6 separate regions of the Mus musculus genome follow, and all the other regions are linked to region 3. The links are chromatin loops, found by intact Hi-C in ENCODE. Cell type or tissue: left cerebral cortex. All regions are shown on one strand.

What was found. Peaks named below come from ENCODE experiments on the same cell type or tissue, not always from the same donor. Only the 100,000 strongest peaks of a DNase experiment are listed, where the experiment ranks them.
Region 1: a loop joins it to region 3, with 4 times the contacts of the local background. A loop is called at or near these places in 7 of 42 quality-filtered maps.
Region 2: it touches region 3 in a loop (2.7-fold over the local background); 11 of 42 quality-filtered maps call a loop at or near these places.
Region 4: it touches region 3 in a loop (2.5-fold over the local background); 11 of 42 quality-filtered maps call a loop at or near these places.
Region 5: a loop joins it to region 3, with 4 times the contacts of the local background. A loop is called at or near these places in 31 of 42 quality-filtered maps.
Region 6: a loop joins it to region 3, with 2.7 times the contacts of the local background. A loop is called at or near these places in 9 of 42 quality-filtered maps.

Annotation. Positions count from the first base shown.
Region 1 is chr9:119,336,623-119,341,622 of GRCm38, reverse strand. Myd88 (myeloid differentiation primary response gene 88) reads left to right here and starts at 1,605. Exons shown (of 6, transcript NM_010851.3): 1 at 1,605-1,991; 2 at 2,913-3,047; 3 at 3,437-3,617; 4 at 3,778-3,869; 5 at 4,113-4,288; 6 at 4,724-5,000. The coding sequence starts at 1,664. The coding sequence ends at 4,267. Acaa1a (acetyl-Coenzyme A acyltransferase 1A) reads right to left here and starts at 329. Exons shown (of 12, transcript NM_130864.3): 1 at 1-329. The coding sequence starts at 108. In left cerebral cortex, a CTCF peak has its summit at 1,896; DNase peaks (open chromatin) are centred at 382, 1,579 and 1,857; H3K4me3 peaks cover 2,236 bases; H3K27ac peaks cover 2,063 bases.
Region 2 is chr9:118,978,744-118,983,743 of GRCm38, reverse strand. All of the region lies in intron 1 of Ctdspl (CTD (carboxy-terminal domain, RNA polymerase II, polypeptide A) small phosphatase-like), which reads right to left. Among named protein-coding and RNA genes, the nearest start is that of Gm33645, 44 kb to the left of the region's middle. RefSeq lists an enhancer at 1,956-4,258. In left cerebral cortex, no CTCF peak of the experiment used is centred here; a DNase peak (open chromatin) is centred at 3,117; H3K27ac peaks cover 1,781 bases.
Region 3 is chr9:118,922,532-118,927,531 of GRCm38, reverse strand. Ctdspl (CTD (carboxy-terminal domain, RNA polymerase II, polypeptide A) small phosphatase-like) reads right to left here and starts at 996. Exons shown (of 8, transcript NM_133710.3): 1 at 592-996. The coding sequence starts at 670. In left cerebral cortex, no CTCF peak of the experiment used is centred here; DNase peaks (open chromatin) are centred at 428, 1,292, 1,593 and 2,027; H3K4me3 peaks cover 2,324 bases; H3K27ac peaks cover 2,170 bases.
Region 4 is chr9:118,992,445-118,997,444 of GRCm38, reverse strand. All of the region lies in intron 1 of Ctdspl (CTD (carboxy-terminal domain, RNA polymerase II, polypeptide A) small phosphatase-like), which reads right to left. Among named protein-coding and RNA genes, the nearest start is that of Gm33645, 31 kb to the left of the region's middle. In left cerebral cortex, a CTCF peak has its summit at 2,396 (motif pointing right); DNase peaks (open chromatin) are centred at 2,565, 4,704 and 4,911; H3K27ac peaks cover 3,822 bases.
Region 5 is chr9:119,027,475-119,032,474 of GRCm38, reverse strand. Ctdspl (CTD (carboxy-terminal domain, RNA polymerase II, polypeptide A) small phosphatase-like) reads right to left here. Exons shown (of 8, transcript NM_133710.3): 5 at 2,223-2,279. Mir26a-1 (microRNA 26a-1) reads right to left here and starts at 679; the gene lies at 590-679. In left cerebral cortex, a CTCF peak has its summit at 2,638 (motif pointing right); a DNase peak (open chromatin) is centred at 2,679; H3K27ac peaks cover 1,128 bases.
Region 6 is chr9:118,972,404-118,977,403 of GRCm38, reverse strand. The region is part of intron 1 of Ctdspl (CTD (carboxy-terminal domain, RNA polymerase II, polypeptide A) small phosphatase-like); the gene reads right to left. Among named protein-coding and RNA genes, the nearest start is that of Ctdspl, 48 kb to the right of the region's middle. In left cerebral cortex, no CTCF peak of the experiment used is centred here; a DNase peak (open chromatin) is centred at 3,005; H3K27ac peaks cover 3,200 bases.

The DNA of each region.
Region 1 (5,000 bases), 410 kb before region 3:
GGAGGCCGAGGCCTGCGGGAACCTAGCGGAGCAGGGCGCAGCTTGCAGCGCGGAGCTCGACTCGGGCCGGCCGGCCAGGTGGCCCAGCACTACCTGCAGCCGATGCATCGCGGAGGTGGGTCCTACCTACTCGTTTAGGTTCTGGGTGCAGAGCTTTAGGAACAGGAATGATGGCAGGCGCAGGCGCAGGCGCAGGCGCGGGCGCAGGCGCAGGACAGCCTTCTACGTCGCAAGGCCTGAAAGGGGATCACAACCCCGGTAGAATGATACTGCGAGAGGTAGGATGGGGTCTTTAGAGGGCCTGCCCACTCCTAGGTACAACCAATTAGATTAAGGGGAGTCTGATTGAGGGCCGCCCACTCACCCCTTGCCCCAGAGTCCCGCCCAACGCCCGTCCTAAGACGCTTTCTCTCCACTCAAAGCCCCGCCCGCCAATCCTACGGAAGCCAATCGTAATGCGCACTCTTAATCCTCCTTGAAAGGCAGACTGGAAACTTCCAAGTTTGCACAACCTTTTGTAGACATTGGGGAAGGAGGTTTCCCAAACTTCTGGTTTCCTAGGATGAACTCAGCCTCAAGGGAGTCCCTCCCCTTGAGCTCAGCGCGCAGCCGCGTAGAAGGCGGAGCCCGGCCCATGGCTTCTCTGCTGAGCTAGCCCGAGAAGACCCTTGTCTCCCATCAAAATTTGCTGTGCTCAGCCCCGGGTCCCAAAACCGAGAACTGAGGACCTAGAAAATGTTGAGGCACCTAGTTAAGCCCCAACCGGGTTGGCTGTCACAGAAGCTCTCTCAGAAAACAAAGTAATTTTGGGTTCCGGGCTGGTGTGAAGAACCGATTAAGGTGCTGAACGGCAGGCAGGTTCTAACTGTAACGTGCCCCACTCGTCTTAAGCCTGTTGATCTACGTTTGTTTGGGATAGTGCCATTAGTGCCCACATTCCCCTAGGAATTCTACTAAACCCGGGGATGGGGGTGGAGGGTGGAGGGAGACCCAGTATTGGAGATTGACACCTAAATAGATTAACCAAGTGAATTAACGAAAAAATCTTCCTTGGGTCTAGACCCAACGTTAAAGAGTAAGGTGGTAGGTTCCGCGTGTTTTTTGCAGACCCCGGGAAGGTAGTGCTGTTTGTCTCAGAAAACAAAGGACAAGATACCCTAAATGCCAATTTATGGGCAAGGTCGTGGGCTTTCCCCTTTAAAAAGCAGAGTCACAAGTGACATCAGATAGCTAAAGGTAGACTGAGCCTTCGGGTTACTACTTCCGAAGCCAGTCTGTCTCTTCCCTCCCTACTACCAGAATATAAATTACTGTACAGAAGGGCTGTAACTCCTTCAAGTCCTAAACAAGGCTGATTGAGCTAACCATGCATAATAACCACTACCAGATCGCCTAGTCCATCCACCTTGATCGGTGGGCCAAGGCAGATGCCAGAGGCGGTTTATATAAATTCTCACACCTTCGAGGGGAGGTGAGCAAACGTTAGAAGCACAAGTGGGTTGACTTTTAGGCTGGGTAGTTCTGGCCCCGTAGTCTAGATTCTAGCAAAGGGCGGAGCTTCTCGGAAAGCGAAAGAAGGAGGGGCTGGCAGGAGACTTAAGGGAAGTAGGAAACTCCACAGGCGAGCGTACTGGACGGCACCGGGGGCCCAGGGTTGCCTGCCATGTCTGCGGGAGACCCCCGCGTGGGATCCGGGTCCCTGGACTCCTTCATGTTCTCCATACCCTTGGTCGCGCTTAACGTGGGAGTGAGGCGCCGCCTATCGCTGTTCTTGAACCCTCGGACGCCCGTGGCGGCCGACTGGACCTTGCTGGCGGAGGAGATGGGCTTCGAGTACTTGGAGATCCGAGAGCTGGAAACGCGCCCTGACCCCACTCGCAGTTTGTTGGATGCCTGGCAGGGGCGCTCTGGCGCGTCTGTCGGCAGGCTGCTAGAGCTGCTGGCCTTGTTAGACCGTGAGGATATACTGAAGGAGCTGAAGTCGCGCATCGGTGAGGAAACGTGCTTCCTGGCTTTGTGCCAAGGATCAACGAGGCTAGCCTTGGCATATTAATCTTGTTCATTTTTTTCTGGGGTGCGCTAGGGAGGAAGAGAGTGACAGTCGAATTTTCTGTCAGTATGCAGGTCAGCGTAGGGATTGGGAGAGGGGTCAAAAACCCTGAGGAAAGATGGAAAGAGCCTAGGCAAAGACCTTCAGTTGTACCAAGAGTCAAGATCTGCTTTTCTCGCGGTATCTCAGTTGTGTCAGGATCAACCGGACAAGTGAGGACCCCTTCCATCACTCACTGGCACTCAGCACAACACCCCCGCCCCGCCCACAGTGAGGTACACCTTGCTAGATGGGGGTCACCATTCTCATTGAGCACTAACTGGGTGCCTGAGCCCTTCTGACATTCAATCCTCTGCTCCGATTGCTCTGTGCCCTGCTAGATGCCCAGTTTGGCTCCATTCTCTAGAGCCTTAGAAAGGGAAGGCAGGAGGAAGGCTCAGAGAAGCAGGCTGACTTTGGAGTCCTCTCAGATGCTCATTTTGGGAGAGTCCAAAAGGAAGTGTTAGTTTGTAGAGCCATCCATGGTACCAGTGGCTGGGGAAGGCTCGGCCCAAGTAGGCCCTTTTTAAATTTTTTTTTTAACATTTATTTATTATTATACATAAGTACACTGTAGCTGCCTGCAGACACACCAGAAAAGGGCGTCAGATCTCATTATGGGTGGTTGTGGGATTTGAACTCAGGACCTTCGGAAGAGCAGTCAGTGCTCTTACCGGCTGAGCCATCTCGCCAGCCCCAAGTAGGCTCTTTAAACTAATTCAGGATTTTGAGTGTGTGTACAGCAGCAACCTGGGGCATGGGGGGCGGGGGTGTCGGGGATGGGGTGGGAGGAGGAGCCTCTACACCCTTCTCTTCTCCACAGAGGAGGACTGCCAGAAATACTTAGGTAAGCAGCAGAACCAGGAGTCCGAGAAGCCTTTACAGGTGGCCAGAGTGGAAAGCAGTGTCCCACAAACAAAGGAACTGGGAGGCATCACCACCCTTGATGACCCCCTAGGTAAGGGCCCAGTACTGTGCCCCTAGGTAGAATAGGTGGGCCACAGCCTCAAACATGTGACCTGCAGAGGGCATGGATACCGGAAGCAGATGGATGGACCTGGGACCTTGGGCAAGCTGCTCATTCTGAGCCTTGGTTTCCCCATCTAAGAAATGGGAATAATGGCAGTCCTCTCCCAGAGTGGTTCTGAGACTTTAATGGCATGCCTCCATCATAGTTAACCGGGATTTCATCTGGGAGGAAGTTATCTGTTCACTGGTAGAGAGGGCATGTATATGACATTGCTTTGATATGGATACAGGCCCAGGTTCCCTTGATGGAAGACTCCAGGTTGGGCTCCTTCCAGCCTTCTGCAGAGGCTGATTGATTCCCTTGTCCCCTGTCCTCAGGACAAACGCCGGAACTTTTCGATGCCTTTATCTGCTACTGCCCCAACGATATCGAGTTTGTGCAGGAGATGATCCGGCAACTAGAACAGACAGACTATCGGCTTAAGTTGTGTGTGTCCGACCGTGACGTCCTGCCGGGCACCTGTGTCTGGTCCATTGCCAGCGAGCTAATTGAGAAAAGGTTGGTTAAACATCTAAGAGGGTAGGTGGGTGAATGCATGAAACCCAGAGGTCCAGATGCAAGGACTGTCCTGCTAGCTGGGCTCTGTCCCGCCTGGGTAATGTAGTCCTTCCTGACCCCATCCTCTGAAGGAAGTCACCGCAGTGCCACTCTCCCTCAGGTGTCGCCGCATGGTGGTGGTTGTTTCTGACGATTATCTACAGAGCAAGGAATGTGACTTCCAGACCAAGTTTGCACTCAGCCTGTCTCCAGGTAAGCTTAGGCCTGCTTTGGTCAAAGAGAGAGTAGAGATATAGCCTTAGGATGATAGTCCAGGAATGCAAAACCAAAGCACTACAGATCTCTGAGGACGGACCTGTGTACTTCCTTATGTAGTGGATATGTATCATGGATACCTGGTTGGTGGAGAGCTGGTGTTAGCCCGTGCTTTAGGGACTGAGCCTGTCCCACCCTAGGGCCCCACGTGGTCCTAATACCACACCCTTTGGCCTTCAGGTGTCCAACAGAAGCGACTGATTCCTATTAAATACAAGGCGATGAAGAAGGACTTTCCCAGTATCCTGCGGTTCATCACTATATGCGACTATACCAACCCTTGCACCAAGTCCTGGTTCTGGACCCGCCTTGCCAAGGCTTTGTCCCTGCCCTGAAGATGACCCTGGGAGCCCTAGGTATGTCAGTCTGTCTGTGTTCTTCCGCTTGCCTCCTTTGACACTGTAGTGGGGAGCTTGTGGTCCGTCTATCCCTAGACATCTACAGTAGCCAGATGTCATCTCTCAAGTCCTTACGGAACCAGTGACTGCAAGTGACATTATGACTTGCCGGGTTGCCAGCCAGGACAGTGTTTATCAGGGCTGCATGAGTCTAAGCGAAGGACTAGTTGAGCTACATCTCAGACATCTTTGGCCTCAGGGTCTCCTCCTGAGAAACAGGATATGGAGATCAGGCAGGGAAATAGTGAGGCACTCTTCTGGCTATCCTAGGAGACCCAGTGTGGGCTGAAGGGGAGCTGAAGGAGCACACACTGGCTGTTAAGGAGCACCACAGGCTTGCCAGGACAGCTGCTTTGACCTGCCAACCTTAAACTCCCTTTCTTCCTCCCACAGGGCAGAGGGGAAGATGAGACTGATGCGGAGCCAGATTCTCTGATGCCGTCCTGTCTACATCTTTGACTCCCCTGGGCTCAACCCGTGTTCAATGATGACTGGCCTGAGCAACTAGGACTGCCTTTCCTCCCAGCCACCCATGCCTGTGCACGCACCTCAGTACACACATGCCTCCTCGCACACACAGGCATCTGCATATGTGTGTTTCCTTTGGGACAGCTCCCAAGGATAGCTGAGTGGAAGAGTTCTATCATCAAGGGGGCCTGGCCATCTCCCT
Region 2 (5,000 bases), 56 kb before region 3:
TTCTCCTGACTCCATCCCCCAAATGCTGGGAATATGGGCATGAGTCCCTACTCTGTCCACTTTCATGCTTGTGAATTTTCTGACTAAACCACCTGAACTCTTGGAGCCTTGGGTCCCCTACCTGTGAGAGCAAGGTCATAAAGATGAATTGAAAACCTGCCTGCAAAGCCCTTCAGAAGCATCTGGCTCATATAATTACTTAATAAGTAGAACCAACTAAAGACAACACAGTGGAGCCAGATGCTGGGCTCTGAGGCCACTGAAGACAAGATGGAGGAGTGATGAACTGGATCTGTGGATCCCTGGGGAGAGATGGTCGGGGAAGCATCTGTGTAATGGGTACAATGTTAATCCACCAAGGTTTCAAGCTTCCCTTATTAAGCCTGCCAAAGGATAACTAATACATCCCTGCTCTGCACTGCTACTGGAGAGCAAGTGATCCCACAGCCCACCTCACCCACACCCGCATACCGTCCAGTCCACCATCCTTTCCTGTTCGGTGAACACACAGCGACCCTTCATCTTTGGCTGGTGTAGCTCACAACCTGGTTAATCCTTATTTGGTTTCCTGGGCCTGATTCTTAAACAAAGAATCCTTAGTTCATGGCCACCTATAAAGAATGTTCTTAGAGCCAACCAAAGCCCTGGTACTCTGTTCCAAACCCTGTTTGCAATTTAGGCCTCAATGCATACATGGGAGGGAGGGAGTCTGGCTGATGACTGCAGGGAGGATCTGGCCTCCCTCTGGGAGCACCCTGGCACTCAGACACACCCTCACTTCTGGAGGAGCTCAATATTTGATCCGTGCCCCTCACCAAGATGCTTCCGAAGGCACAATTAAAGAGCTCTGCTCTAGGACAGAGCTTTTCTGTTTGTTTGACAATAGCGTGCGTGCGTGCGTGCGTGCGTACTAAGTTTTAGTCGTTTTCATCCCCCCTGCCAAACTTGTTACTGAGTTCCCCTCCTACTCCCACACCATCTTTTGCATGTGGCCCAGTGATTTTAACCAGACTTCCAACCCCCAGCACACCAGAACCTGCGCCCTGTGCGGCTGCTTGAAGCACCTTCTTATTCTTGCCCTTACCCACCTGCCTTGGAAACCCTGTGCCACGTTAGACCAAACCAACCAGAACAAACTTGTTCTTCAGCAGATCTCTGTCACTTTCCCCAGTGTTCTCCTGCCAGTGGCTAGTGGCTATCGCAGAGACTCAGACAGAACTCGGTCAATGGGCCGATATAAATAACCGTGAGCTCTGGGCGGTGGATGAACCAACTCTATCAACCTTCCAACCGAAGCTCAGCAGATATCGTAGGGAAGGAGGAGGGGAGAATGTAAGAATGTGAGAGCTGCAGGATAGATGGGGAGGAGAGCTGTGCATGCCGGCTTCTGGACGAGGATGCCACTGCTGCACCCATCAGCTCACAGTGGATATGGCTGTCAGTGCAAAACATGCACAAGATCAAGCCAGTCAAAATTTCACCATGAACAGGGGGAGGAGCCCCTGAGGCCCCACTCTTGATGGAAGACCTATTTATAGTTGATGGCTGCTGAAGCAGGGAGTCATTTTCCTTTGGGGATATTGCTGCTGGTACGTTGTCGGTGCTCCAGTGTATGGTCCGAATATGGGTCTCTGGCTTTACTATAACAACAAACAAGGAGGAGCCAGACACGGTGGAGCACATCTTTAATCTCAGCCGTCAGCAGGCAGAGGTGGCTGAATCGCTGTGAGTTTGACCAGGACAGCCTGGTCTACACAGTGAGAGCTTGTCTCAAGAAAATAAATAAATAAATAAATAAATAAATAAATAAATAAATAAATACATAAAAGGGCATGAAGTTGGAAGGGAGAAGGGGGTACTAGAGGAAGTCAGAGCAGTGGTGGAGTGGATATGAAAAAGGAGCAAACATTGAAACGCCATGCCCTTGCAGTCCTGACTCCGGTCTGAAGTTTCAAATGAGCAGTGAAGTGCAGCTGTGTTACTGTTTCTGTCCTGTTGTAAAACCAGAGCATCCCCTGCTCCAAGACCCGAGAAGGCAGATGTGGACATGAAGGTAACTGAGGAGGTACAGCAGGCGCCGTAACCACATCCAGCTCTCCTCAGGAATAAGCCACGCCACGGCACTCATTCCTGCGCATGCGCTTTGAAGACTAGCACCGGCGCCCCGGGATTTAAATGGCCGCCACGTGCTCAATCCACTCTGTACCTCCGAGGAAATCCTTGAATGATGCTGGATGTATCATACTAAGTCTACCCACCCGACACCAGAGATCACGTTCAGAAATGGTGAGCTAGTACCTCAAACCCTCCTCTGCAGAAGGAGCAAGGCAGCCTGTGTCTTTCCTGAAACCAAGGAACACCAATGCTGGCACCAACCCAACTCCCCACACCCCCGAATTCTATAAATCCAAGCAGATAGGAAGAAAATATTTGTATTTTACTACTAACATTTAGAGACCCATTTGATACACTCTTTGTGGCATTTTTAAGACATACTATCGACTTCTAGTGAGCTGAGAAACTTCCTTAGACTATCTTTAAAATGGATTGCCAGGTCTCTGACTAAAAGTTTGACCTCTGAACCATGGGGTTCAGTGTTTAGCAAGAAAACTTTGTAGGCTGCCTGGCTAGTGTGGGACCCAAAGCTCTCAAGACCCGATTTACATGTCACAATGACCTAGTGATGTAATTACTGTTACTTTCCCATCCTGTAGGTGCAAAAACCTGAAAGGTGGGGAGGTTAAGTCATTTGCCTAGAGTCCCTTCTGTGGCTGGTGAGTGAACCCAGGAGCCCAGCTCGTCCAGGGCTGTGACGTGAGCAGGCACGTGTGACTCCCTGGCTCTCTAAAAGCTTACTGTTTCATCAGCCTGATATTTTAAATGCCCCAGCAGCTCACACAGACACTGTGAATCCTAGGCTACAGGCTGTGCTAAGGTGCTGTCCCTGTGTTCCCTCCCCATGGTAACCTGGCATCAGGACCCTGTTCAAGGTCACAGAGCTCTAGGACTGTGAGCCACAGAGTCCCTGGAGGAAAGGACCAGACTCTCTCACTGCAGGGCTGTGGGACACAGGCTACCCACCCAGTGCTGTTTCTTTCCTTCTGCTACAGATTAAAACAACACGGCACAGCAGGAAAAACAGGAAGCTGGTTTCCAGAAACGCCAGAACAACAGCCCCTCTGTTCCCAGCTCCTGGCAGGAGGCAGCCGCAGCCTGTGAAGGGGCCCTTGCCTGGAAGCAGCCAGCCTCCGGGCTGTTCAGGGCAGGCCACAGGCAGTCCTGAGTCAGGAAGGTTGCCTGTTTCTCTAAAGCAGCCACCTAGTTCCCCTGCTCAGCCCCAGGCTACAGAAGGCAAGAAGCAACAAGGCCACTGGGTAGGTGTCCATTTATGGCCTCAGTCCCACACCTGGAAGCTGGGTCTGCGTTTTCTCATCTCGCATGCAGAGAACAGAGAGTTCAAGGGATGTGTACCTAGGACTTCACGGGGGCAGGGTCCTGGACCTGGCTTGTCTGCTTTCAAAGTCCCTGGTTTGGTGTGGTTTTCACTATGGAATGCTGTGAGATTTCTTGAAATTGGCCAAAAAGGGTATCTTGATTTTTATTTGGCTAACAAAATAAACAGAGAAACCAATGAGTTAGCACGAGTCTCCTTTATAAAGAAAAATATCTAGCTGGGTACGGTGGGGTGGCTCATGCTTGGAATTCCAGCCTCGAGGGCTTGTGGATGGAAGTGGGAAGCTAGCTCAAGCTACAAATCGAGCTTCTGGTTAGCCTGGGCTATGGAGTACCCGTGTTCTAACAAAGTAGCTTAGCTAGCTAGCCTTGTAAGTAGCACTACCAACAAAATAGAAAACTCCAAAAATTGTTGGTATAACAACACAGCTCTAGGGGAAAGGTAGGTAGATGGCTATTATTCTGTTTTGTTGTTGTTATTGTCCCCCCCCCCTCCCGTTCCCCAGACAGGATTTCTTTGTGTAATAGCTCTGGCTATCCTGGAACTTGCTCCGTAGGCCAGGCTGGCCTTGAATTTACAGAATTAGGTCTGCCTTCTGAGTGCTGGGATTAAAGGCATGTGCCACCACGCTTGGCTGCTACTATTCTTTTGAAGAACAATTTGGTAGCCTGTTTAAGAATCAAAGATTTTTTTTATCTTTCTTTCTTTTTTTCGAGATAGCATCTCACTGTGTAGCCCTCCCTGCCTGGCCTTGAATTCACTATGTTGACCAGGGTGGTCTCAAATTGAGAGCCCAAAGGTGCATGCTCCCACACCAGCTCACGAATGCTACTGTCTATGCTTTTACTCCATATCTCAGGTCGAAAGTATACTGAGGGCTTAAGTTAAAATATGAGCAAGCTATACGCAGCATGGGTATGTCCTCTGAGTTAGCAGAAGCGGGACTTGTGGCAGGAAGATAAATATGATAGGAAAGGCACGATGCGTACCAAGTATAGTGTATTTACCCAATAATGTAGCAAGTATGGGTTATTTACCCAATAATGTAGCAAGTATGGGTTATTTACCCAATAAAACATTATTGGCCACTAACTCTGGTCTCTAACAAGGATGCATATAATTTTTTTAAAGAGATTTTTTGCTTTTTCATTTCATGTATAAAGGTACTTTGCTTACATGCATGTGTGTGTACCAGGCACATGCATGCTGCAGAGGCAAGGAGAGGGGGTTGGATCTCTTGAGATTGGAGTTACAGATAGCTGTGAGATGCCATATGAGTGCTGGGAATTGAACCAGGGACCTCTGAAGAAACACAGCCAGTTCTCTCATCCACTGAACCATCTCTCCAGCCCCATGGACACTGTCTTTATAGCAAAGTGAAACTCAGTTCACTGAAGGTTAGAAAAGAGTAACTGGTGGTCTGGGAGAATGGTTTAGTGGGTGAAGTGCCAGACACCAGGACCTGGCTTCAATCCCTCATCCCACATACAACTGAGGCATGGACCTGCACTTCTAACTCTAATGCTGGGTGGGAAGTATAAGGAAG
Region 3 (5,000 bases):
CAGGATCTTGGTCAAAGCCAGATATGCACATACACCCAAACAGCAAAGAGACACAGTACATTCTGACAGTAGGATAGCGTAGGCATACATTCATACACTCTCTCTCTCTCACACAACTCCATCAGGAGTGAACACACACACACACAAGGTCCACACGCTCAGGCTCTGCACACCGATCACCACCTCTCAGTCAGAGGCATACAGACCTCCACATTAAGTCCACAAACTCACAGCCTGTCAGGAACACACACAATCTGCTAAAAGCATTCACGCCCTTATAATCTCTCAGTTGGCCTGCGCGTACACATAGGTGTGCACACAACCTGTCTCACGCACTGCATGCACACTTAAAACAGCTCTGTGCAGTGCACACATCCGATCCCAACTTCTCAGCCGCTCATGCACACTCACACGAGCTCAGCTGGCACAGGCACCCTCCCAGCCTCCCTCTGCTCCAGGCGCACCCCACACCCACGCACCCTCCTGGCCCGGTACACCCCTCCCCCACGCCCGTGCGGGCGCACACCGAGAACTCCGGCGACGCCGGGTGCACTCACGCCCCCCGCGGCAGCTGCCCGTGCCCCTCCTCACCTTTTTCGCCCGCGACGGGCGACCGGGCCTCATCCTCCTTGGGGTTGGTCACCTGGGTGATGATGGCCGGACCGTCCATGGGTGCGCGCCGCGCCGGCCGCCCGCAGGCCCGGCCCCCCGCAGGCTAGGCGCGGGGGGCGCGCGGGGGCGCGGCGTAGGGGGCGCGCAGGGGCGCGGCGCGGTGGGGCGCTCGCCGCCGCCCGGCCCCGCGCTCCGAGAGAGGCGGCCGGGGCCCGCGCCCCAGCTCCCGCCGTCGCCGCCGCCGCTGGGCTGAAGCGGCCGCCGCCTCGTCAGCATGAACCCCGGAGCCGCGCCCGGGAGAGCCGCGCTCGGGGAGGCGGAGCGGGAGGCCCGGCGCCGCGGGAAGCGCGAGCAGGCGACGGAGAGAAGGAGCGAGCGCGGAGCTAGGGCGGGAGGGCGGGAGAGAGGGAGCGCGAGGGGGAGGGAAGGAGGAAAGCGAGGAGGGCGGGCGGGTGGGTGTGTCCCGGCCCGAGGACTGGCCTCCACCGCCGCCGGCGCTGCCCGCCCGCCCGCCGTCCGCCGCCCGCCGGGGAGAGGGGTGCGGGGCCGAGTCGGGGGGCACAGCGTGCGGGGTGTGGTCTGGGGCGGTGGCGCGCGCGTGCGGGGCACAGAGGGCCTCGGGGTAGGTGGGAGGGTGCGGCGGAGCCTGGGAGATAGAGCAAGCTCAGCGATCGAGGTGTGGGCCGCGCGGCGCGGAATGGAAGCGCGGGGAGTGCTCGGCGGAAGCCCGGGGTGCAGCGGGATCGCCGGCTGAGGCCCGGGGAGGTTTATTCACCCCGAGTCCAGGTACCGTGGGAGAAGATTGCAGTCGGTAGTGGGTTCCGGGTGAGGGACGTCCTGACGCTCAAACTGGGAATGGAGGGTTCCGCAGGGGAGCAGGGAGCGAGGCTGCATCGGGGTTCGGGCATAGAGTTGGGGTAATGTAGAGCTAGGCTGTGAGGTGAGCCATAGGGGATGCTGGGCCTGGGGGTGAGGAGGCGATGAGAGGTGCGCGGAGAGTCTGCAGACCGGGCTCACACTGTGTAGTCCGCATAAGCAGCCCGGGCGAGAGTCGGTGTGCAGAACAGTGCGTCCTCGAGGCTAGACCTCTTGGCACATGAGACTGTGGGCACCTCGGCGAGGGGTTCAGCCACTTAAAGACAGAAAAGAGGCTGTAGGTGGCTGATGGAGTGGAAAGGGGCCTGTAGGAGCAGAGCTGGGCCAGGACTCGAGTACATGAGCATCGGGCTGCTGTCAGGTCTGGGGTGACAGCCAAAGCTGGGTGTGAGCAGGTGCCCATCAGCTTCGGAGGGTCTGAGCATTTCGGCACCCGCACGCACCTTCTTGCTCCAACTTGCAGGCCCCACTTGCAGCCCTGTCAACCGGTGGGCGGGGGCAGTGCTGAAGGGGGCGGGCCGCGGGCGCTCGCGCGCGCTCCTCACCAATTACCGCTGTGTGGGCGGAGCTGAAGCTCGTGACTGACAGACGGGCTGGAGAAGACAATCTAACTCCGCCCATTCGCCAGTTTGCGCGCGCACTTGCCCCCTACTCCCCTACCCGCCTCTCCCCGGGTGGCTTTCAAGAGGGGAGGCCTGCTGGGACTTCCTTACTTTTCCACGCCGGTGCGATCCCGGCGCTGGCACCATTCAAGCCGCGTGTTCACCGATGAGCGTCTACAAAGTTGGAAAGAAACTTCCAGAAGCGCCTCTGGTAGACGCGAGCCCGCAGACGGGTGAAATCTATGGAGCCTCACTGTTGGAGACTGCCCCCCCCCCCCGCCCCGAAACAGGAGGGAGGCATGTCTGCAGAGGAGCTGCTGTTTACGAGAATTAGGCAAGAAGTTAACATTTTGTTCCCAAACCCAAGACCTCAAGTGGCATCCTGGTACTGCTGTACGTGGAGAAGGCGTCCCAGCTGCCCTTAGGGTGCACTCACCCAGGAATATCTGCTCTTCCCGAAGCACCTTAGGGATCCCCAGAATATCCAGGGGCAACCAAACCACGAAGCTCGAAGTGTCCGTTTGATTAGGAACGCAAGCTGTACCAAGTAGCCCACCCGCCAGCCAGGGCATGGCCTCTCTCTCTAAGGTCCAGACTCATTAAAGTCCAGTGGCACCGGAGCTTCACCTTGTCTCAACTTGTCTAATGCCTGTCACACGTTCTGAGGATATGCCTGGCATAGCCAGACTCACCTGGTCACGTGTTTAAACTCTGGATTCCTTTGCCTAAGAGAAGGGGGTGGGAGTACTTCCAAGGACTGTTCCTGTGGGAAAAGGGCTACCACGGGAACGGTTTTCAGACACTGACTCTCCTGCTCTGCTTTTTCAGTCGCTGCGATGCCCTGGGACTCTCCAGTAACAATTCTTGCCTCCCCCCCCCCCCCCCGCACCCTCTACCTTTCTAAGCTTCCTGAAATCACCGCTAATCTGCCAGCCAACTCCGCCCATTCACCCTTCCTTTTTATGAAAATATAAATTTATACATATTTCATATATGTATACACTATATTTTGATCAGTTCATCCGTCAGCCCCACTCAGCAGCAGCCACATGACATCTCCTGCCTAGTATCATGTTCTCTTTGATAATTATTTGTTTCTTTGACGTACTAATTACAATTAGCCTGAACACATAGAGATGGGGTCATTCATTGAGCCATGGGCAACTCAACAGTGGCCATACTTATGACTCTTGCCTCAGTAGATGCCAACTGCCAGTAGTAGGTCCTTTAGCTGGGGGTGGAACCGCCGCAGCCCCTCCCCATTCCTTGTTGGAAATATCACCTGTTCTGGTCTTGTGCAGGCAACCACAGCTGCTGTGGCACAGCACTTCTGCCTCCTTTTCTACATATTCCCTGAGCCTCCAAAGGGAGGTTGATGTAGGGCTGAGCACGCACAGTTGGTTAGTTGTTCCTCTCTCTCTCTCTCTCTCTCTCTCTCTCTCCACACACACACACACACACACACACACACACACACACACACACACACGTATATATGATAAATTTAAGTGTTAAACAGTAGCAGCTAGCAGCTACATCCAAACAAATGTGAGCAAATGCTCTTGGCCTTGGAAGGGAAAGACCTGAGAGTGACAAACACTTGAGAGATGACAAAAGATAGAATAGATACATTTGGCTGTCTCTGTCCATTTAGCAAGCATTTCTTGAGTGCCTTATCTTTGCTAGGATAAGGATGGGTTAGAAGGTTGGGTAGAAGTCTGTTTCCCATACACACCGCCATCACATAGTACTCTTGGACCACTGATTTTTTTTTTTTTATATATAAAAGCAGCTTTAGAGCCTGGCCTGGTATTGTACACCTTTAGCCTCAGTGGCTCTGACCCTACCAAGAGCATTGGCTTTAATTGTATAGTTTATATGGCAATCCACGCATATCATCAGAAAAGCTATTTTATTTTAGTATATATGATTATTACTCATCCTCTGGAGTCATATCAAATTTAAAAATGCCTCACCAACTTATTTCCCTCTTTATCTAATTGTAAAGTAGACTATCACTCATATCTGCTGCTGGGATCTTGTATATAATCTAAATATTTTATGAAGTGAGCCTCAGGCTTTCAGACCTGTGGCTGCCATTCATGAATCATAGGCCACCGGTGGCTGGCTGTCATCGATCTTTCTCTTCTCTTCTCTTCTCTTCTCTTCTCTTCTCTTCTCTTCTCTTCTCTTCTCTTCTCTTCTCGTCTTTTCCCCTCCCCTTCCTCCTCCTCCTCTTCCTCCTCCTCCTCCTTCTTTTTTAAAGATAGAACCTCAAGATATAGCCTGACTGGCCTGGAACTTCTTGTGTAGATGAGGCTGCCTGGCACTTACAGAGATTCTCCTGCCTCTGTCTCCCAAGTGCTGAGATTGAAGGTGTACACCAGGCGTATTTAAATACAATTCCTTAAACTGGAAACTAGTTGGAAAGACTGAAAAAGACAAAATGAACAGGGCAATGGAAAAATAGAGAAAACTACTACTTGAGAGAGAGAGAGAGAGAGAGAGAGAGAGAGAGAGAGAATGGGATGAAGGATCAGAGATTAAATAGCAAGACAAATGAAGCTAGAGCTGGTGACATCAGCCCTGAGAGGCCACACATTGCCGCAGATAGGAAGACGTGAAAAGCATGGGTAAGGGCAGCCAGCCTTGCTGGGAAGGGCCCTGAGGTACATTGTACTCCAGTGAGTGGCAGTGAGCTCTTAGTATGTGTGAGAGTAGACATGAGGGAGGAGCACAGGCTTTGAGACCAGGTCCGGTGATGCATGGGGTTCAGGTCAAGCAGAGCCTTATAAAGCAGGGGACCCTTTATAGAAGGAAGGAGTGTGGAATGAGTGGCTGTATGGCTACAAGATCCCTGCCAGCTAACAGTTGGTCGGGAGCAATGCAAAAGATAGAGGGACCCGTCCA
Region 4 (5,000 bases), 70 kb before region 3:
CACACACACACACACACACAGAGGCGCGCACACGCACATCTGTTCCTTAAATTCAGTAGAAAGACATATAGCAGTTACATAAGTTTCCCACATCAGAGGGCCTGAGAAAAGCTAAGACTGACACAACTGAAGAGCAGACAAAGTCACAGCGATATTTCAAAATTCTGTTCTGAATAATAGAACTCACCAATAAGAAAACCAAGGACTGCACAATGAGACTAAGTGGACCTGGGAAACACAGACAGAACATTCCAGACACCACGGGACACACACTCTTCTTAAGCGCGCACACAGCCTTCCTCAGAACAGACCGTGAGCTGTCACAGCCTTAAGAACATTAGAACGAGGGGACTCGCACCAAGGATCTTTCCTGACCACAGCGGGATGAAACTAAGAATCTACAGCAGAACTGGGTGGTGGTGGTGGTGGTGCACGCCTTTAATCCCAGCACTTGGGAGGCAGAGGCAGGCAGATTTCTGAGTTCGAGGCCAGCCTGGTCTACAGAGTCAGCCTGTCTTCCAGGACAGTTGTAGGCAAGCTTCAATCCCCAGGGGGCCAAAGAAGCACCCAGAAGAATCAGTCCTTGAAATAAACAAAACCACAACACACCAAGACACGGGAGCAAAGACGGCACTGAGAGAAGCTGACGCTGTAAATGTCTACATGGAACCAGGTCTGAAGAGATGGCTCAGCAGTTAAGGAGCACTGGCTGCTCTTCCAGAGGACCTGGGCTCGATTCTCAGTATCCACATGGCAGGTCACAGCTCACAAATGCCTGTAACTCCTGTCCCAGGGGATCTGAGGCCCTCTCTGGCCTCTGCGGGCATGAGGCACACACATGGTACACGGGCAGACGAGCAGGCAAACATACATTAAAATAAATCTTATAAAAAGGAAGATTTGAAACAAACAATCTATTTTTATCTGTCAAGGAACTAGAAGAAAGAAAGAAAGAAAAAAAAAACCAAAGCCCCAAATTAGCAGAGGGAGGGGACTAATAAGCTTTAGAGGCTGGGGTCTCTCTATGAGGACCCATATTCAAGTCCAACAGCAGAGCCTGAGTGGCCACAGCAGAGAGATCAAGGACTTGGTGGAAGGAGAGGTCGGTGGCTAAGGGACAAGTTAGGAAGGATGTGGCTTTCCCTTTGAGCATCATGGGAAGTTGGTCTTTTGAAAAGCACCATAACACAGCGGCCTATTGCAGAGGTGCAGTAAGACTTACTAATTCAACTCAGAGCCCAGAGTCTCCACTGATGAAGGGGGCGCACCCTGGCTTTCTGTATCACAGAACTGCTCCACCTGTAGGAAAGGCACTTCATATCCATATGCCTTTCCCACGTCTCCCAGGCTGTCCACACACGCACAGGCACACACACATACCACACATACACACACCATACCCCCCCCACACACACACCATATGCACACTCACATACACATGCACGGGTGGGCTTTCTATGTTGCCTCCTACTCTCAAGTGTCTCTCTCTCCTCTCTTCCTCCCCCCTCGCACCCCCCCTCCACCCCCCGTGCAATATCTGCATGTGTGTGCTTGCCTGTGCATGCATGTGGAAGCCAGAGCCTGGCATCTGTTTTCCTCTCTCATTCTCCATTACAGAACCTGGAGTTCGCTGACTCAGCTGGACTGGCTGGTCACCTGTCCCTTTGACCCCGGCACTGGAGTCACAGGCACACACTGCCACGCCCCACTTTTACATTGAGTTACAGGCACACACTGTCACGCCCCACTTTTGCATTGAGTGCTGGGGATCCCAACTCCAGGCCACAAGCTTGCTCAGCAAGCACTGCACTGGCTGAGCCAGTTCCCCAGTCCCACCTCCCACTGTCTGCCAGTCCTTTCTCTGCTCCTAGGACTGAGGATATACCTTGTATAGCTTAGAACAAGTGCTCTGGGGAACAGACATTCAAGGTTGTAGCAGGAAGCCAGTCCAAGCAAGAGAAGGGAGGTAAGGGTGAGGCACCGTGAGTGGAGGCCTCACCTTCCACTCCCAAACAGCCTCGTGGGGGACAGAGGCTAGCAGCCGCTTCTGCTACATTCTACAAAAGGGCTGAAGGCTGTAGGTGGTGGTGAAAGATAAGCTAAGGACCTGCCATCCTTTTCCAGGTCAAGGATAACCCTGGGAGAAGGAAACAGAAACAACTTCTGGGACTTCCTTTGTGCAGGGTACTGGGACAAAGAGATAGCGATGAGATGACCCAGGGTGGTCAGCCTGGGCTTCCCCTGGGCTCAGTGGCCTGCCCATGGAAGTGGAGAGTAGCAGGGTCTGGAAGAACGCAGAGGGGAGGATAAAGCAGAGGGGAGGTTTTACACCAGAGAAATGGAGAGTTACAATGTGTCTGGTTGCCCAGTGTACACCACCAGGGGACAGTGGTCCGTGACTGCTTCCCAGAGACCAGATAAAAGCTCTGCTCTCAGAAGGCCCATCCCAGTGACTGAGGGAAGGACAGGCAGCAAGCAGCTCAACGCCGCCGGCATCAGCGTGTGAGGAGAGGCGGTGGAAGCCTACTATAATTATCTGGGTAGAGCCATTCTATCACCAGACACTTGGGTCTACACAGATGGGCAGATGCAAGGAAAAGTTCAGATAGATACCTGTGTTTTCAAGTCAGCAACAATAAGGAAGAGAAGCCAATAGCCCGGAGACAAACTTCTCAGGCAGGATGCCCCAAGCCACGTGCTTCCCACAGATTCCCTAATTTTAGAAACCAGGCTGGAATTTGTCTGACCAAAATAAACCTGGTCCCAAATATTTACTTTTGTCATTATTTTCGAGTCGTGTGGAGAGGAAGACCAACACAAGCTGGGGACATTTTACATGCTGCCCACAGGGGTCATTTCTTAGGGTGCCCTCTTAGACTTCCTCCTCACCAAAGCTGGCAACGATAATCCAAAGTGGAAGTAAAAGCCGCTGGCACCACATCCAGGCCCTTAAAGGTCGACCACTGCTGGGTCTCACAGTCCTCGGTCTCCTCTTTAACATGGGCAAACAATTCTAAACACGGGGCAGCGACCAAAACGGACAAAGGAGCACACATCGTAGGCCTAAGAGAAATTTATTTTTACCACGCAAACAGGACATGCAGTACTTTCCTCTCCTCAGGCTAAATAACGAAACAGCCTTACTCTGAATTCTATCCAACTCTTACATCAAGATTTTACAACAAACAACAACAAAACCAAAAACAGCCAACCAAATAAACCCCCAACACGAATCGTTTGAATGTCAAGAGACACTGTGGAGATCGGGGAGATGGCCGGCCTGGCGGAAATGTGCCTGCTTCCCAAGCATGAAGGTCTGAGCTCTGAGTCCATGTATGAGCAGGTGCACTGGTGTGCAGCTGTAAGCCCAGATACGTGTCTTTGCTGGGGAGCAGGCAGGAGGGGTCTGTGGCCAGGCTACCACTGGCCTATGCTCCAGATCCAGTCAGAGGCCCTGTCTGGACGACCAAGAGAAACAGAGAGCTGTGCCTGACGTCACTCTCTGGTTTCACATGCATCTTCCTAAGAGAGTCTACTGGTCACCAGTGTGTGCCTGCTCGCCCCCATGCTCAGTCAGTGGTCTTTTTCCTGGTTTTGAGACATGGAAAACTTTCCCCTTAGTTTTAAGGGAGAAAGTGGAATAAGAACATTTCTTCTTTTTTTTTTTTAATTAAAAAATTTTTTTTTGTTTTGTTTTTTTGAGGCAGGGTTTCTCTGTATAGCTTTGGCTGTCCTGGAACTCACTTTGTAGACCAGGCTAGCCTCGAACTCAGAAATCTGCCTGCCTCTGCAGGAACATTTCTTTTTTTACTTTATATATAAACATCTATCTGTATTTATTTATTCACTTATTTATTGTGCATGTGCTTGCATCAATGTGTGTGTGTGTGTGTGTGTGTGTGTGTGTGTGTGTGTGTGTGTGCACATGTCACAGAATAAACACAGAGATCAGAGGACAATCTATGAGAGTCATGGGAGCAGTTTCCTACAATCATGTGGGTCCCGGGCCTTGAACTCAGGTCACCAGGCTTGGCTGGAAGTGCCTTTGCTTGCTCCTGTGTCTTTTCTAACTCTGGAACAGGGGAGTTGCTGCTTGTAACCCTTCGTTCTGAGTGGGGCATTACCCTTCTGTTTTCAGACTGGGTCGGCAGATGCCGTCAGATGGGAGGGGATGCTTGTGAGTCCATGCTGTTGGATGGCACACTGGCTTACAACGGTGTGAGTCCATGCTGTTGGATGGCACACTGGCTTACAACGGTGTGAGTCCATGCTGTTGGATGGCACACTGGCTTACAACGGTGGTGTTTTATTTTCTGAGAGAAAGCAGAGGAACAGCAGACAGCAAGGCACACTCGTCGTGGTTCACAGCACCTTGCTAACAGTTTATGTCAGAATGTCACCTCCCATGGATTACAGTTTTTTAATTATCCATTTTGGATTTCCTGAGTATGACTTTAGGAGAGATAATTTAAAGAACTTTCATGAAAGTATTTGTTCCTTAACATGAATTTTCTAAGACACAGTACTTTCATAGATGGGGGGAAAAAATTAACAAATCACCCTGAAGAACCTCTCTAGATGAAATCGCATAGAGCTCATATTTCAAAATAGATTCCACACATTGGGGATTGAACATGGAATAAGGAACAGCACGTGGTTCCTCCTACACAGAGCTCCACTCTGCCAAGGCGACCAGGTACTTTGAGAACACACTTGAACTAATCGGAGATGGCAGCTCTCAGGGAGTCTTCGGGCCATTTTCAGGGGTCTCAGAAAGATCTCAGGGCTCTGCTACCTGACAACTTCCATGTCCCTCCCAAGACCTTACAAGAGGGAACAACCAGGTCTTTCATTTCTGCCTGCACCCCCTTAGTCAGCTACCAGAACCCGGCTGTTTCTAGTGTTCAGCGGGCTCCCAGCCCACACCGTGGTTCCTGCATCCCTGAGACTTTGGCAGAGGTCTGATGACAAGCCTTCCCTCCTCAGCTCTCACAGAGTGC
Region 5 (5,000 bases), 100 kb before region 3:
CTGGAGGCTGCTCAGGGAGGAAGCAGTTAAGGTAAAGAGCTAAAGGTAGCAGTAAGCCACAGGGCCTCTAAGGGCAGACAGAGCAGGGGAGGGGGCTGCGGAAAGGGAGAGGAGACACAAGACTGCACCCCATGCAAGGAAAACACACTGCAGGACAGACTTCCTAGATGGAAACACTGCTTTGCAGCATGCCAGGAAAAGGCGCTTCCTAGGGCAAAGACCTGGAGAGAAAGCGGCTGGCTAGCTTTAGGAGTGGGTTGGGGGTCTGGCTCTGCAGCTGAGGGTGGAGAGAGGGGCCAGAGGAATATAGGTGGTCTATCCTGGGTGCCACCAGGATCCTGCTGAGCTGGGGTGTTGGGCTAGGCTGAGGGCAGAGCTGTGTGGCTGTAGCAGCTGCAGGACCTGCTTTGCTCATAACACTCGTTGTTGCTGGTGCCAGTGACTGGGTGTGGCCTCCGGTCCTGAGTCTCCGGGAGGACTGCTTGGCCAGCAAGCTTGGCTACAGGCAAAGGGTTGGAGATGGACGGGGGAAACTCTGTTGTTGCCGCCTTTAGCAGAAAGGAGGTTCCTGGGCCCAGATGCCGGCGTCCAGGCCCGCGTCCCCGTGCAAGTAACCAAGAATAGGCCCCTTGGGACCTGCACAGCCTATCCTGGATTACTTGAACGAGGCCACGGCCTTCGCCAGGGCCTCGGTCCTCCAGCTTTTGTACCTTCCTTCTCTCTGGAGTTTCTGCTCCCAGCCCTGATGCCCGGGGTGTCTACTGCCAAAGAGAAGGGGCAAGGGAAGCCGGGGTGGGTCCTGCACTCCGGACGTGCTTGTGGCCACGTGGTGTGAAGAATTATTTTCTTGGGCAGTCCTCCTGAGCCTCACCTCAAGGACTCTTCGACTTTAGACACAACAACCAGCGCAGAGGTCCTAACTGCATGGCGGGGGTGGAGTTAATTCAGTTGGTGCTTTGTGAATGGTAAGTGACCAGGTGCCTGAAACCTTCCCAGGTCCTATGTCCTGTAGGACAGGATAGAGAGCTAGGTGGGGGTAAGGGAGACAGGGGGAACCAAGTCTAAGGAAAGAGCCCTGGCTTAGGAGTCAGGAAATCTTATCCTGATGATTGTCATATATAACCTTCTGTCTGGGCAACGGAATGGCTAAAACAGCTGATTTCACAGCCCTGGATTGTTCTAAACTGCACTCAAGAGTTAAGGAGCCTTATTGGCATCGTTAAGAAATGACATCCTGTGTGGCCCAGGAACCAGGAAATGTCTGTCCCTTCCTGGGATATGAGGCCAGATACTCTCCCCTTAAGGCCTTGAGTTTGATGGGGGAGACAGTCTGTCCCATCACTCCTAAGAAACATGTGGCAAAACTATATCTACCTTAACCTCCAAGGCGAGCTTTTCTACCATGTTTCTAATGTATTCATAGACGAAGTCATTTCCAGAAGAGCTTGCTGATGACGAAGAAAAAATAAAGAAGAAGCAACTCCCCCAAACAAACAAACAAACAAACAACCCCAAAACAGAAAACCCCAAAAACCGGAAGAAGATTGATGCCAGCTGACGATGACAATTTATGCACAGCACCCTGCTGGTCTTAACACACCCTTCCCCTTTGCTCTGGGTTGAGTATTTGCTAAAAAAGACACTGGAGAAAACCACATGGGCAGAGAAGCTCTCACGGGAGCAGTTGGCATCAAAGTGGACATTTTTCCCAAGAATGCTCCGTCAGTGGGTGACTGGTGGCATTTTCCTGTTGCTAGGAGAAGCCAAAAGCAAATGCATGATGAAGTTGACCAGATGTCAAACCCGGCCAGCGGTGGGGACAACTAGGGGATTGCACAAAGGCTCCTAAAAGTTGAAATCAAATCAGAGATCATACCTAATATTTATTAACAGAAAAGGGTCCTCATAAACACGGTAAAAAGCAAATGCATGCATGAGGCAGAGAATCATTCACAGTATTTTTATTTAGCTTTTGAGACAGGGTTTCTCTGTGTAGCCCTGGCTGTACAAGGACTCGCTTTGTGGACCAGGCTGTCCTCAGACTCAAGAGATCTGCCTGCCTCTGCCTCCATGCCTGGCTTACTATACTTATTATACAAAGTTTGTTTCCTGAAGTTAGAATAAAATGGCCACTGAAGTGAGAATTGAAAAAATGATGTTCCCAGGGAGTGTGGTTACAAGAAAATGCTCTCTGGAACTGCAGGCTAACTCTGGTTCCTTACCTGGTGTATGGTTCCGTCGATTTCAACAGGAACAATGAAGTCAGCATTACTAATGGGCTAGAGAGAAAAGAAATTGTGATTAATACATATGAAAGGAAAGAGAAAATTGGAAATTGTAGCAAGAAAGAAGCTTGCCTGGACCAATGTTTTGACGATGGCAGGAAATAGTTCACAAGGATGCTGGCAGAGGCCTTGGGTCCTTGAAATAAACATGTAGGAAGGAGTATTTCTTCCTGTCCTGAGTGTCCTGGAGTTCCAGCATCTAGCCCAATCTCTTGGACACCTGCCTGCCTCAACTGCAAAGGGTGGCATAGTCTGGCAAGAGAATGGGGCTGCTCAGACTCCAGCCTGGAGCCCAGACAGGATGGGGGACGGGGGGACGGGGACGGACCACTGATGGCCACCAGGGGGCAGAGATGAATGCCTGCTGGCCAGTTGTCACTACCACTGGAAAAGCAATTTGTCCTTGGACTCAGAGTGTGGGCAGCTTGGCACAGGATGCTCAGAGGACAGAGCCACAGCAGGCGGAAAGCCAGATGCCACAGGCGAATATCCTGGGTAGACATTCCCCTCTGGACTTCAGCATCTGCTCCTCAACTGTTATGGTGGTGGGTGCGATGGGTCCCCACGGCTCCATCAGGCCTCAGGCCCTGCCTGGTGGCCTGGCCTGGTTTCCTACTCTGGGATTGGAGGACGGCCAGCCTAACTGCTCTGTTCTAAGAAACACAAGACAGCTTACCTACAACTTCACAGGCATTTAACCTAACCCTTGGTTAGTATTAAACACATTTGAAAAATAAAATATTACCTCAGCAGTCACAGTCATTGAACAACGGGCTCATAAGCAGTTCTAAATGGAATCCCACACGTTAGAAAACTTAACGGAGAGGCTCAAAAGAACTGTCACCCTGCAGACGTTAGGGAAAGAGCGACTTGGGCATATGGTGGCCACCGGGTGGTGAAGGACATGCAGAACCTTTGGTCAGACTGTAAACCGGGTCTACATCTAAGCCCCTCAGTGCACCACACATTTCCCTTGACGTATACACTGAAAACTGTGGACTGCGGTAGACTAGACCCGCGACTAAATGCTCAGATGCGGGAGCGCTACTTAAGCCCGAAGTTAATGTTTCCAGGACAGGAAGGCGAGGGACGAATTCAAAATTTCATAATGTTACCACCGAAATATAGAATTACGAAAATCAGAGAAAACAACTGAAGAAGAAGTTGTCAAAGGCTTTGGGTTGTGAAATCCCTCTGCACGGGGTGAAGTAAGAGAGGAGAAATGGCTCCTAGCTTCCAAGTGTGGTCGTGAACTCCCACGCACTGCGTGATGATACCACCCTGAAGCCGGAGCTTTTCCCGACTCCACGAACTCGGGAGTCACACGTGAGAGGGGTTCACGGTGGACACATCCCCAAGAGACTTTGAAATGCTCAGAAAACATTAAATATCATGAGGAACATTCCACTTGCAAAAGCAGCCTGGTCCAAGCCCACAAGATGGCTCAGCAAGGAGACATAGCTCAGTGCTACACAGGGCCTGGTGACATGCGTTGATCTCTGGAACCCACGGTGCGAGGAGAGACCGGGCTCCTAAACGTGTAGTGTGACCTCTACACACATGCTGTGTCACCCACACATCCACACTCAGTGCAAAAATAGAAAAATAAAACAAAGTAAAAGATAATTTTAAAAAGTAGTGAGGCCAGAGAAGAAATGAGGGAGTTTTATTTACAGCTTGGGGAGGCCATGCCCTCTGGTCAGAGACACCAGTGCTGCCAAGGCCTGGCCTTGGAGCCAGGAACCCTTGGTAATCTTGGGCAGCTTGTCCGCAGCTGCTTGGGAGGGCACTCTCTATGCTGCGACAGAAGCTGACCCCTGCTCTGAAAGGCTTGATGCCCCCAGTTGCTTGTTTCACAGAAGGGAAATGTTGCAATGTCATTTAGAACCAAGCTTGCACTCCAGGCCACTGTGGCCCCAGGAACACAATCCTGGAAGAGCCAGGCCCTTGGAATGCTGGGTAATGAGGTGGTCCTACAAGCCTCAGCAGCTAGAACGAGGTCCTTTCTCACTGCTAGGTTATCTATATTCCCAAGCCCTTAAAGATGGCCTCCTGGCCTCGTGCTGAGCCTTCGTTGAGAAGATGCGAGGTAAATCTAATGATTCTTCTGCCTGATGACCTGCCAGAAATGACAAGGGCTCACGCTGAGACACTCATCATGGGTGGAGCCAGTTGCATCTCTCAGCGAAGTAAGAGGCATCCCAAGGCAGTGGGGCATGAGGAACATATTGAGACTGACCAGGGTAGAATAGTTTTATTGACAGGGAATAGTCCAGAAAGATGAGAACCAAGCTCGTATGCCCCCTGCTTCTCCCCAACACACCACTCACCCACATGTGCCAGCATTTGTCTCTTCTAAACAACTCTACTTGTTTGGAGCGGTGAATTAACAATGTAGCCACTGCCGCTCCCTCCCGAATGAGATGGAGCAGGGATAGAGATCAGAAAGCCCCTGACTTTCATTTTCACATAGTTTAACCACAGCTCCGCACCCACTGGGATGGGCTGTGAAGGTGAGCGCTCTGTCAGCTGTGAGGGCACAAGAAAACCCAGCATGAGAATGATCAGAATGGACGCCCAGGCCACTCGGATGCTTAACTCTGGAAGGCGTCCTTCCAGTTGGACATTGTTCAAAAATTGATCTGGGATCATTCCCAGGACAGCAGGGCTACCAGACAGTTTCCCACATTACCCACCATTGTTCAAAAATTGATC
Region 6 (5,000 bases), 50 kb before region 3:
CCATGAACCAAATAATCCCTTCCCCCCCCCCCCCATACTGCTTTTGTTAGAGGTTTATCACAGCATCAGGAAATGAGACCCGGACAGTGCATATTCCTCAAGGCATTTAATGGTGCGTCTTTTCCGGGCCTGCCTGATGCCTATCATTCACTCCGTTAGCATCTCCTGTCATACGACATGCATGCATGTCATAGTATGCATATGGCCAAGCATACTATTAACCGGGTCAAGAGGGTAAGACAAATGTCCTTAAATCTCTATTTTTTAAAGAGAAAATTACATGTGGCATAATTTTTAAGACTGTAATTCTATTTAAAAGGTGCCCACTTTGATAACTGAGAATGTTTGAACTTTTAAAAATTCTTAATTTTTACCGTTCTCCTTTGAGCCTATTGTGAAGCAGCTATTCTTAGAAGGGCTGTGTGTGAACGGTCCTAAGGCTCTCAAGGGGATCTGTCAGGAGGATATGGCTGCTGTCTGACAACATGATTGTATAATCTGATGTCTCTGAGATCATGCTTCATGTGTGTGTGTGTGTGTATGCACACACGCACACACTGCACATTCCAGGGGAGAAAGGAAGTTTCTGCCAGTGCCTGCGCCAGGCAGAGATGGTGACCCACTTGGCCACAGGCTCCCTATGACATCATCACAACGAGGGGAGGGTGGCTTATGATCACAACTCTCCTATGCTACCTACACCAGATAGGTCCACACAGACTGCTCGGTCCACACAGCAGGCAGGCGTGCACAGCATCATGGGAACCTCAGAGCAGCTGTGCATGGTCAGTATAAGAGACGTTTTTGGTTAGAAACAAAGGGAAAACCCAGCGGGTAAGTTCAAGGTCCAAGGACAAAGAGGACAGTGTGAGCAGCCACCCTCAGTAGGGTGGTCCCCTGCTTACTCCCCACCCCACTGGGCACCATTTCTTTCTACTCATTCTTTGGAAATCAAGTCCTACACTTTGTGCGTACCAGGGTTCCAGTGACTACTCCCTCATCCTGGGAACTTCTGCTCTAGAGGTCTGTTTTGACCTGGCCTTGTCTCCCAGGATCATGGTAAACCATCAGGGAGGCACTGTTGAAACGCAGGTGCCCCAGGAGGCTGGCTGTTCCCTCCACACACTCACCCTCCTTCAGATCTGAACAGATCTTAGGAATCTTATCCACCAGGGTTCTGGCAGGAAACAGATGGCATTCTCAAAATGAGGAATGGGAGGAGGTCAAGAGGTGCCATTTATAGATGGGGCTTGGGGCAGGACTCTGGGACCAGGCTCAGGAGTGCACTTAAACCCTAGGTGGGATGGGTTGAGGAAAGAGAGGTCACCAGAAATTGACATAGTGCCAGGTGCCCGGATCTTTGGTCCGTCACAGAGAGGAGCGGGAGAAGGGATGCTTTCTTCTCTCTCTCCCTGCTGTCGTCCACTAAGCAGAACAACACAGGAGGCTGCCAGGAAGCTCGGGAGCCCATTTACGGACTCCCTACTGGGAAGCATCCAGGACACAGACAGGGTGGAGAAGAGCTCTGGGGACGGACAGAAATCATCTGGCCCAAGAACTAATCCGCCTGTCCTCCGACTTGAAAGGTTCTACTCTTGGAAAGGGATCACAGTGGAAAGCAACAGGTGAGGGTAGAGCTGGCCTGTGAACTCTGTCCCCACCTGCCAGCCTGTACTATCTTCTCTTTGATTGAAGGATACCTTCCTACCGGTATCCTGTTCCAGGACTCAAGCCTCGGAAAACAGCGGGCTTCCGTATCACTTGGAACTGTGGGTATCTGTTTTCCGGAGGGTGCATTCCAAAGCTACTCCTCCCCAGTACAGTCTACATTCCCCCGAGCTACTCCCCAAATGCCTAGTGGTTCATACCTGTCGGCTACACCTTAGATGTGAGAAGTCCGGGCTTTCACAATACAAGGGAATCAGTGCTCAGGATAAATACCGTGCAGCAGGTACAGGCAAGTAGACTCAAGTGGGTCTGCAAGACAAATCTGCAGCTCTCCAGGGCGGGGGAGGGGGAAGCAGCAGGAGGAGGGAAGGAAAGAGCCCTTCCATGCAACTACAGCTCAGCCCGCCAGGCCCTGGCCCTCCATGAACTGACAGTGCTCTCCCACCCTGCCCACATACGGAAATAGCTGTGCATTGACCCACAAGCTGCCCAGGCCTGGAAAAATACTCCAGGATACTTAAAAAAAAAAAAAATCACATGTTCTCCCAAGCCTTTCAAAACTTGACCAGAGAACTGGCTGGCTAAAAAAAGGACCAAATCAGTGAGATTATCTGCACCACAAGTTCAAAGCGAAAAGACTCGGTTTCCTTTAGAAATTCTATCAACCCTGTCCCTTTATGTAGCAAGACAGGCCCCTTGATTCTCCAAATAACAAGTGTATCAGTAAGAGCCCAGTGTCGGCCATTGGTGATTACTGTCATAGGACATTACCACAGCTCTGGGTCGATGAAATGGAAGGCACTAGGAACCTGTACCGGGCTTCCCAGCTTTTATGTTCATTCATCTCATCTCTAATTGTTTCCAGAACAAAGTCACGAGACTCAGCGTGCAGTGGTGCACTGTGTGGGGGCAAACGGCAGAGGAAGGCTCTTCCACTTCTTTCTGTTTCTTGCAGGCATTGAGAGGCACTGAGGCCTTGGGAGTGGAGGTGTGACGAGCCTGCACTGTGTTCAGAAAGTCACTGAAGAGATAGTGATGTCGAGGAGGAGGAGAAGGAGGGAGGAGAAGAGGAGGAAGAGGGAGAGGAAGAGGGAGGAGAGGAAGAGGGAGAGGGAGAGGGAGGAGAGGAAGAGGGAGAGGAGGGAGAGGAAGAGGGAGAAGAGGAGGGAAATAAGGAGAAGGATGAGGAGGGAGAGGAGGGAGAGAAGGGAGAGGAGGAGGCAGAAAAATCCAACAATCCGGAGTCAGGAAGCTAAGCCAAGAGGCTGTTTCAATGCTGAGTCCAGATGCTAGCGCAGACAGAAAAATAACCTCCCCAGGCTGCAGGCAGCCCGTGTGGTAAAGTGCTTGTGGCACAAACACAGGGACATGCTGTGACCTTAGAACACACATAAAAAGTTGGCATGGAGGCATTTGCTTATAAATCAGGCCCTGGGAAGGCAGAGGCAGGCAGACGACTGCGGCTGGCTGCTGGCCAGCTGACAACCTTATCAGGGAGTCTCAGTCCCAATGAAAGGCCCTGTCTCAAAATGCAGGGGGACAGTGACTGAGGAATAACACCCCAGGTTGCTCTCTGGTTTCCACACATATGTGCCCACACCTGCATGTGTACATTCACAAATGAATGTGCACACACATTGGCACTCATACACACAAAACAAACACAGACCCTGGGTTCAGACTCCCATTCTTCCTGGTGAGCCATTTCCCCTTTGTCACAGCTCTTCATACCGAGGTTCCTTCTCAGATTTGGGGAGGTCAGAACTCTGGGGTCTTGGGCTTTCCGAGGAAGCCTGAAGGAGTGCTCTCTTCCTCCTGATGCCCCAGAGGGGCAAGGTACAGATGTCCTCAAAAGGGAATCTGGGTTGGAAATCTAAAGGGAGGGGCTGGCAAGGTGGCTCAGTTGGTAAACTGCTCGCTGGGTAAGAATGAGGACTCAAGTTCAAGTCCCACCAACCACGAAGACAGCTGGGCATGGTGGCACAGTGCCATAGTCCCATGACTCCAACGACAGCCTGGGCTCACAGGCTGGCTGGCCTGCCCAACCAGTGAGCCCAGGTTTAGTAAGAGAACCTGTCTCAAAAAATAAAGTGGAGAGCTGAGAGGGGAAAGAGACTTGACGTGGACTTCAGGCCTCTGCCTTCAGGCCTCCACCTTAGCTCCCACAAGGACCCACAGAATGGCTCTTCTCCTTGACCTGGCTGTCTTCCCTGCCTAAGCTGTAAATGTCATATGTAGTGACATGCAGGGTTGTCCTGCTGTCAGCTAGGCTAGGGAGCTGACATTCTTCTACAGAATTCTTCACAAGGATTTTTTTTTTCTATCCATTCTCCAGCCCTGGGCAGACTGAGGCAGTCTGGAGGCCGCGAGGCTATGTGGTAAGGATCTAGCAAGGAAAGCTGTGTCCTTGGCTTGCTTACGTCTGAGGACCAGGGAGCTTGAGGTAACCAGGTGGCAGTGAGGGCTGCCTCTGGAATGTGGCACCAGCCAGAAGCAACTGCACACGGACGTGGCCAGCATACTGGTCCAGCAGCAACAGTGTCTTGACTCACTCATGGCAAGGATCCATTGGAGGAGTGTGGATCAGAGGGTCTACCTGGCTTTCATGGTGAGAGGCACATCATTTGCTAAGTGAGATGCTTAGACAGGCTTGTGATAAGGACGCTCTGGCTTGCCTTTAGCATTTGACCGCAAGTCTTAAAACTTATACAATAACCTGGAACCACAACGGAAGGAACAGAGGAGACATACACGGTCTTCCCTAGTAACCGAGTGCAAGCTCTCATGCCCTGCACGGTCCGTCGCTTTGCCCCATCCCTTCCCTGACTCCCAAGTCAGTCAGGGTTCAAAGCTGTTTCGCTGCAGAAGCAGCTATAGTGCCAGCAGCGAGGACGTCTTTACGTGAGCTACAGTTTCAGAATCTGCACACACATTCCCCCCTGGATCCCAACAATTGTCCTCACTGCTTCACCAGCTGGAGGTGGAAGAGTCCCAACAGCAGCTTCCTGCCCTAATGAGAAGGTCGGCCTCAGGAGGGTCAGCAGGCGCCCTGGCTGCTCTACCCCAAGTCCTCTTACTGTTTTCTTTGTTTTTTTGTTTTTTTATAAAAATGGCCTCCGTCATCATCATCACTACCACTGTTACAAAACTCTATCTTCATAAGCACATAATGTTATTTGAGTGCGTCCTCCCACACTCACCCCTCCCTTCCCCAGCATCTTAGTTTCTTCTCCCTTCGCTGTGATAAAATACCCTGACAAAAGCAACCTAAGGGCGAGTTTGTTCTAGTTCAGTCAAAGGTACGGCCCATCACGATTGGACGTCAGAGCGGC